Linked DNA regions of Homo sapiens: region 1 is linked to region 2. A link is a contact called in ENCODE Hi-C data. All regions are on one chromosome and are shown on one strand. The core of a region is the stretch at or near the end of the contact, and the rest is flanking DNA. Distances in the headings are between cores, read along the strand shown. Region 1 holds the start of LINC01215 (long intergenic non-protein coding RNA 1215). Region 2 holds the start of CBLB (Cbl proto-oncogene B).

Region 1 (4,476 bases), core at 1-2,500, 2.3 Mb after region 2:
ACACATTTAAAAAGGCACAATTAGAAGAATACCGCAAAAATAAAAAGAAAAATTCAGTTTGATCTGAGGGGGAAAAGAAAAAGCTGTTTTCATGAAAAACAGATTTTGAAGTACTTTTGTCATCAGCTTCCTTTCAATTCTTCTGGTTAATTTCATGAAGGCTGTGCGACCTTTCAACTTCCAAATGTTTGCAGGAGGGAAGGGTGGTAACGTGTGAGTGGAAAAACAATTAATTTTCAAGGTATGGGATTTTATAGTAGAGACTTCCTTAGCAGGATGGACCGTGACAGGGTGTTAGTGATGGAGACCTTAGGAGGAGAGGGCAGAAGATATGGGTTTGAGGTCCTGATGTACTCTGCCTGCTGTGTGATCTTGGACAAGTTCCGACCCCTCTCAGGGGTTCAACATCTTCCTACCTACATGAAGTGATGGGATCAAACACCTCTGTGGCCCTCTCTAGTCTATATGTTTGCATTTCTAACTGTAGAGCATGATAAAAAAATAAATCAGAAGTCAGTGATCTTTAGGTTACTAGTCAGGATGAAACTCAAAAGATCTATTTTTAAAATTATGAGTATTGGGTGTGGTGAAAATATTCATATTTGGGGTCAGAGAGTTTTTCTAATAGAATCAATTCTAGAGCATTCAGACTTGCTCTCACCCCAAAGAGGAAGTGAATGAAAGCTCTTCTTTCTCCTCTGCTGCTTTCTTTGTCCATGGGAGTATGCAAATTTTTCTGGCAACACAGAAGACTGAACACAGGAAGCCTGAACCCCGTGAAGCCATAAGGCTTAGCATGGGTGTGGAGGGTGATCAACCCCTCATCTGTCATTCAGAACTCCATGCTGCAACACAGAGGGGAAAAAAAACCTTCTGCTCCCTGTTTCAACCTCAAGGGCAGAGAACACAGGCCGAGTTGCTGTTCTTGTCTCACAATCTGGAGGCCAGAAGTCTGAAATCAAGGTGTCGGCAGGATTGGCTCCTTCTGGGAGCTGCGAGGGAAGTATCTGTTCCAGGCCTCTCTCCTTGGCTTACAGATGGCTGTTGATATGGTTTGGCTGTGTCCTCACCCAAACCCCATCTTGAATTGTAGTTCCCATAATCTCCACGTGTCATGGAAGGGACCCGGGGGAGGTAATTGAATCATGGGGGCAGTTACCTTCACGCTGTTCTCGTGAAAGTGAGTGAGTTCTCAGGAGATCTGATAAGGGGACTTTCCTCATTTTACTCACTCAGTTCTCTTCCTGCCACCACTTGAAGAAGGACGTGTTTGCTTCCCCTTCTGCCGTGATTCTAAGTTTCCTGAGGCCTCCCCAGCCATGCTGAACTGTGAGTTAATTAAACCTCTTGCCTTTATAAATTACCCAGTCTTGGGTATGTCCTTATAGCAGCATGAGAATGGAAATACAGCCATCTTCTCCATGTGTCTCTTTACATTGTCTTCCCTCTGTAAGCGTTCGTTTCTGTTATAAGACACTAGTCTTATTGGATTAGAGACTGTAATGACCTCATTTAAATTTGATTACCTCAGTAAACACACTATCTCCAAATAAGGTCACATTCTGAAATATTCAGGGTTAGGACTCCAGTAATATCTTTTTGTGGGGAGACACACTTCAATCCATAACATACTATAAGAGAAGGGAGCGCTTACCACTGTCCATTACCTGGAACCAGTTCAGACAACCATCATCTTTCTACATGCGATGGAGAAAACAGTTCACCTGGGCATTTTTGCTATGACAGGAGGAAACGTCAATATCAAACCATTGGAGAAGGTAGCTGAGTCATTCATTTGTGGCAGCAACCATCTTTCCTTCCCGCACCCCCTGGCTAGGCTGCTCCATGTTGGGAGGTGGTGTGTTCAGTACAGCCACAGTGAGCTAAGTGAGGGCTTCAGCTGCAGGCTGGAGTGACCCAGGGAGGAACTGCCGCCTATCAAAAGGAAACACCTGCCACAGAAGGTTCACTGAAGCCTGAGAAAATAAACGTCAAGAGCTCTGGGCTGTGCCACCACCAGTCTCCACCACTATTCTGAGGCAGAATGCACCTATTGGCTCACAATGCTGTGAAAGAAAACAAGAAAGTCGTGATGGTGAGCGCTGCCCTGCAGAGATAATGAGCCACTAGAGTAGTTCTGAGGCAGGAGCCAGAGGAGCTGTGACACAGAGGCAGTCAGGGAGTGGGACTGGGGTCACAGGAGGGGCTGGACCCAGTGGTCTAGTGCCTCATCTCATTCCAGATATGTGACCTAAGATCTGCATGTGTGTGCCTGTGCATGTGTGTGCCTATGTGTATGTGGATATGTGGCAACATATATGTGCATGCATGTAAGTGAGTACACATGCATGTGCATGTGGTGGGGTGTGGGTGACTGGATAGAGGGAGCATGGGGAAAGGGAGGGAAAAGAGGGTTAAAACCGTGACAGGATAATAAGCATCTGAAATACTTAACTACAACAAAATGTTCTGAGGCTTTGTACAGCCTTATTTTCCAAACTGCAGGTTGTGGCTCAGCAGTCAGCTGGGAAATCAATTTACCCATGCAGAGATTCTTAACCTGGGTCTGTGGACACTGCCCTTTCCCCACAAGAGGCCCAAGGATAGAATTGTATTTCAATATCATTGATTTCCTTTGTAAGCCTAAGAGTTTTGCTTTATGCATTTAAAAACACTACAAGAAAGGATCCATAGGCTTCATCACATGGGGTAGAAATGGCACGTGCACACATGCATACACACACACACATACACACAAACAGATACACACACACACACAAACACATATACACACACACACAAGGTTAAAAATCTCTAGGTCAAAACCAGCATTTTAAAAAGTTATTAAGATAACTAGATTATAAAGAAATTAAAAAATTTGAGCTATGCATGTAATGAGGGTACTGTTTTGTGAAACTGGTTTTAGATATACAAATACTTGTGTATATAAAATATACATATGTATATGTGTGTACATATTTATGCACACACATTTATTTATTTGTTTATTTTGTGATGGAGTCTCGTTCTGTCACCCAGGCTGGAGTGCAGTGGCATGATCTCAGCTCACTGCAACCTGTCTCCCGGGTTCAAGCAATTCTCCTGCCTCAGCCTCCTAAGTAGCTGGAACTACAGGCATGCCACCATACCCAGCTAATTTTTGTATTTTTAGTAGAGACGGGGTTTCACCATGTTGGCCAGGATGGTCTCGATCTCCTGACCTTGTGATCTGCCCGCCTCAGCCTCCCAAAGTGCTGGGATTACAGGTGTGAGCCACCCTGCCTGGCCATTTATTTTTAACTGTAGGGCATAGGGCAAAAAATTGATAGCTAGTGTTCAATAGCCTACTGGACATTAGGGTAAAAGATTTTTTTAAAAAATTTTTAAAAATTATGAGTGAGGAATGTAGTGGGCCATTTGTGTTTCAGAGTGGAGGGCTCTGCTATTAGGCAGACATTTGACTTTTCACTCGGCACATCCACATTCCAGCCAGTCTCCCAGTGAATGGTGATAAGCTGGCCCTGATCATGCCTGTATGGCTACACCCCTCTCTGCCTTGTTGAGGCCTGAGTTAATTTGAAGTGTTGCAGAGACATGTGTTGATTCCTGTGGCTACAAGGCTCCCGGAAGTGTCAGAGGCAGAGGTATTGTTTCCTGGGAGGGGTGTCTTCCTGTGTACCGCTGGTGTACCACTGGTGTATGCCTGCCCAGAAGTTTGTTCTTTCACACCCACAGGGCCACCTGAAGAAACAGAGATAGGGTCTCCCACGGAATGGGGCAGCAAAAGAAGTAAAGCAAAAGTGAAGAAAAGAGAAATAGGGGGCAGCAAGTGTTCAGGAAAAGGGGGGTCAGATAGGAGAGAGAAGCAAAGAGAAAAATCAAAGTGTATAAAGCAAGTGGCGGGACTCGCTGAGCTGTAGGTGTAGTAAGAAGCTATCACACCAGCCTGTTAGCTCCCTGCAGGATTCACAGCATCAAGGATGGTGAAACCGAAAGAAAGAAAAGGTAGTTCAGCAGGAAAGATCAACAAAGACAAATCCTGGGACGAATCCAAGCTGCTATTAGAATCGAACCAAGCAAAGATATGACCACCTATGTTAGCGACCTGTTGCTTAGTTTATTTTAAATGAAACTCATATTTACTTGATTAATTTAGAAAATCTGAGATTCACTAGAGCAGGAACTTTGCCTTCCTCAGTTCCTAGACCAGTACCAGTTACATGGTGAAGGCTTAATAAATATTTATAAAGGAATGTTAATTAATCAGCTGGTAATTGATATGTAAAATTGCTTGAAATTATAAAATAATAGTGACAACTAAAAGTAATACAGTGCATAATAGTTTAGAAATCAACTTCATGATTATCTCATTTAATCCTCACACAGTCCCATCAGGTATCACCATGATCATCCTCACCTTAAGAATAAGACACTAGTTCGAAGCCACTCTATGATTTGTGCCTGGGATTTTAATCA
Region 2 (4,460 bases), core at 507-3,006:
TCAAAAAACACAGAGTTGAAGAAAAATGATGAATTGAAATCAAAAGATTGTTGCCATAACAATGGTTGGTATTAATTAACAGTATAAATAAATCTGGAGAAACCACAGACAAAGTGAATAGTGTTTCGCACAGGCAACGTCAGACAGAACTTACCACTTTGTCCATGAGCTTCCAAGTCTTCTCCACGGTCCTGCGATCTGCGGCAGCTTGCTTAGGGGGTCCAACTGCATCCTGAATAGCATCAATAATACCCAAAATTCGACCTTTTCGGGGATTTCCTCCTCGACCACCAGGGTTTCTGCCATTCATTGAGTTTGCCATCTGGAATTTTAGTTCTTTAAAAGGCAGATTTAAAAAAAGAAAAGTTAGTTGGTTTTGAAAATATTTACCCACCAGAAAACTAGAGACTAACTTGTACCACTGCATCTTCCTCCATCGATTAGAGCAAAACCAAAAGTTCCGGATTCATCTTTATCAATAAGCTTGTGAATTTACACTCTCAATCTTTACACACAGTAGTTTTAAGAGCAGTGATCCTAGATTTGCTTTTACAATACTAAGAGTTAAAGATGCATCCTGCTCACGTTTCAAGTAGCTAAGGCTGAACTAATACTCAACTCATAAAAAAAAAAAAAAGAACAAACAAAACTTAAACAGGTTTCCCCCACCTAGATAAAAACAGAATGTTCTTCCCCTCCTGCCTTAATTCCAATTCAAAATACCAGAACAACTGAAGGTCCTATCATACATTTTGGGAGCCTTACGCAGAAACTTCACTTTCACTCTGTTAGATTTCTCCAAGTTACATAAACATAAAGATTATCCTACACAAACGTAAGGGACAGCTCTGTTGTCAACAAAAGCGCAGGGCATGTCCCACACTAAAACCACCAAGTACGGACACACGAACACCTTTCTTTAAATCAACGCGGTGAGTCGTTATTCCCAAGAACCAAATGAAATTAACACACAAATAGCCCATTTGAAAAGAGAAAAGAGAAAAATGACAAGAGCGGCCACGGAAAGGAGGAGTTCACTTCTCTGGCTCCTCGCCTCTGCCCTCAACCCAAAGCTTTGTTTCAGGACGCCTGTGTCCCTTCCCTGCTCAGGCCCCTTCCCGGCCCCTCGGGTCTGAGCTGCAGGAGGAAGGTGGACTGGGAGGGGACAAAGTGTCCCTCCCGTGCCCGCAGCACCGTCCGTCTAGGGCGCGGGAGGGACACTGTGGGCTCGGCGCCTGGGTGGACGCGCCTCCCGGCCGCCTGCTGCAGTCCTCACCGCCGTCTGCCTGGACGCCCTCTCCCTCCTCCCCGGCCTGCGGGTTCTGGTCTTTAAATGCCCCACTTCAAACTGGACGGCGGCGGCAAAGGCAGCTGAGAGCCAGGGCTGTCCCCTCTTCCTCCTTGGCCCGCGCCTGGCTACCCCGGGCCCCCGGGCCGGCAAGAAGTGTGGAGCCTCCCCGGCGACCCCTTCCCTTCTTGCCTTTCGGCGCCGTAGCTGTCCAGAGACACGCGTGTGCGCGGGTCCCACTCCACACGCACGCAGCCCAGTGTGTGTGGGGAGCCCCGGCTGGGAGTGGGATCGCTGAGAACAGCTCGCTCCCGAAGAAGGAGCAACCCAGCGCGCAGGCCTCCGAGACGTGGAAACGCAACAATTACCGTCAAGACAAATCCACACCCGCTCTCCCCTCCCGCCCGACTCGGGGAGGCCGCGGGACGCCGCAGCAGCACTAGCAGGAGGAGGAGACCGCTCGCTGGACACCCCACCCCTGTGGCACACACAGGACCCAGGCTCGGGGCGGGGCGGGGCGGGGGCGGGGCCGGGCGCCGCTGAGCCAATGCCGCGCAACCGCGCACTGCCCGACAGCGGGTGCAGCCAATGGACGGGAGGCGCCCGTCCTCCTCGCGCTGCCGCCCCGTCCACGTCCTCCACAGTACACAATGGCCCCAGAGGAAGGCCCGCTCGCAGCACGTCAGAAAGGAATTGGACTCGGAGAGAAATGAGGGGCCTGGACTCTCCCGGGAACGAAAGTGGAAACGGGAAAGGAAATGGACGAAGGGATGCAAGGCACGAAGGAGCTAACCAATAAGGGGTGGCAGGTGGGCGTGAGCGTCGGGACCGGGAGCCAAAGCCATCTGGGGCTGAAAGGCGGGACTTCCTGCTTCGCTTACCTTCCTAGTCTTTTGTTTCATAGCAACAGAGTAGTGGCTGGAAGGGTGTTGCTTCTCCGCTCTGGGCGGGTCCAACGCTGGAGAAATTCATCTCCCTAGGGCTGCCAAACCCTTCTACCCAGGACAGCAGCCAAACAGGTCTATGACGTTGCTTCTTGTTGGCTATCAAAAAGAGCAACAGCCACTGAGCTTCTAAAATGCAGAATAAATCTCACAGAGAGTAGGCTGGGGTGACATCTGAATGCCAACTGAAACTTCCCAAGTTTCCGAGTTTCTCTTTTGCTGTTAGTTTTAGAGGGATTGCAGACCAAACATCAGGCTGATGAAAAAGCAAATAGTTGACAACGCTGGCCAAACAGTCTCTGCTAATCATGCCAAAGCAATAAAAGTACCAGATAATGGGAATTGCTGATAAATACCTTGCACCTTTTTACTTAGTGCAAGTTTCTGCCTAAATGACTGAGGAGGAGACAGCTACTGTGTTTTGTCGGAGTCACCTTTACATAGATTTCTATCCATTTAAAAACAACCTTACTGTAGCTGCCATTCTCTACCAGCATTGTTACCTCTTTCTGTGGCTCCCTTCTTTGTGCTCTTAAAAAGGCCGACATCTGGCTAGTCTTTAAAGGAGAAAGCTACTGTGCTGGGACTTGTCTTTCAGCAATATCATAGGTTAAACAAATGCCTTCCATTTATTTCAGTTTACTTCAATCCCACCACTCATGCTACCAACAATTGCTCTGGACTTCATACTTTGGAACTTTCTTTCCACTACAGTTGATAGCGTTTATTACACTTTTCAGCTTGGACATCTCAGATGTTCTGATATTTTACATTGGGTTTTTTGTTTTTGATTTTGTTTTTTCAAATCTTGCTCTAACCACGTAACCTGATAAAATGTTTCTCAATGGTTCTAACCACTTTCTAGCAACTAAGAATTTTAATACTGTAATTATTACTATGAAGGATCCTGAGTTTTCCTTTACAGCCTTGAATTTACATGGTTAAGATTTTAATTTGACGAAAACAGAAAAAAAATGTGCCTTTGCAACCAGTCAGGTGATAAAGTGTGATTCAGGAAGTAATTTTGTTTCCTTGTCATTATTTCTGTGCCAGTAATTAAAGAGTAGTTCCTTGTTTTCACATTGCATTTATCTACAAAAGTGCTGGCCTCTCCATATCTCCTCCACCCATCCATATCTCTTTTACTCATAGTCGTAGTAGCTACATTTACTAAGGGGAGACTGTAAAAGAAAAAAACTGTGTTACCTTTAAAATAAATTTTAAAAGAATTAATGTGTAGAAGCATGTAGCAAAACAGTGGCTTAAGGGAACATTATAACTAAGTATATTACTTATATTCATATCTGGATAAATGTAAAATACCCAAAATACATGTTATAGCATGTGCCATTCCTTTTATATGGTGTTTTGCAACTGAAAGAGATGAGTTAATGAGAAAATGGCATTGCCTATGGTATCAAGCATATCATGTTGATATAAATTACAAGTTTTGAGGTGTATGGTTTGACGTATTTTGAAATATATGTATGTGAGATACGGTAGCATCCCTTACCACTTATTTGCCATCTCACTTTCCTTGGTTCTAGTTACCTGTGGACAACCAGGGTTTGAAAATAGGTGAGTATAGTACAAAAAGATATTTTGAGAGAGAGAAAAATACCACATTTATATAACTTGTATTACAGCATATTGTTATTATTTTATTAATAGTTATTGTTATTAATCTCTTACTGTGACTACTTCATAAACTTATCATAGGTATGTATGTATTGGAATACTCATAGTATATATAGCGTTCAGTATTTTCTGAGATTTCAAGCATGCACTGTGGGTTTGAGCATATCCTGTGGATGAAGGGAACTGCTGTATGTACATATGTACGCATGTGTGTGTGTGTGTGTGTGTGTGGTCAAGAAATTATAGCTTATCATCAACTAGCTATTTTATCAAGCAATCTGGAATCCAGGTTAAGTTCTGGTGTAGCAGGGTTCCCAGTTGAGCTGAAACTCGGATTCAGTTTGGTTTTCTCTCATAAACTGATGGAGCAGTAGAAGTCCTCCCTGCCAATTATTAGAAAAAGTAAATGTGCACGGGGAATAAATAACTGCTGGGATAAAACTTCAAACCCCGGGTGCCTCCAGTAGAGACACAAGAGATAAAGCACAATAAAAGATGCATGCTTCAGGACTATAAATAAGAAGACAAAGAAATGTTTCCATAAGAGATTTTAGGACATAAGCAGTAGTACTTCAAGCTGACAGAGTTGG

The links. A loop is a pair of places that touch in the nucleus more often than their neighbours do. Pooled maps may share reads with other maps.
Region 1: a loop to region 2 is called in a pooled map, with 4 times the contacts of the local background. The contact joins the promoter of LINC01215 here to the promoter of CBLB in region 2. A Hi-C loop is called at or near these places in 2 of 37 single-sample maps with no recorded cell type and 6 of 50 pooled maps.

What each region holds. Positions count from the first base shown.
Region 1 is chr3:108,123,814-108,128,289 of GRCh38, forward strand. It overlaps LINC01215 (long intergenic non-protein coding RNA 1215), which reads left to right and starts at 1,251. Exons shown (of 2, transcript NR_110030.1): 1 at 1,251-1,329. RefSeq lists enhancers at 434-693, 488-988, 774-823, 894-1,033, 1,314-1,363 and 2 more.
Region 2 is chr3:105,867,256-105,871,715 of GRCh38, forward strand. It overlaps CBLB (Cbl proto-oncogene B), which reads right to left and starts at 1,757. Exons shown (of 19, transcript NM_170662.5): 1 at 1,481-1,757; 2 at 155-336. The coding sequence starts at 322. RefSeq lists a silencer at 1,726-1,955.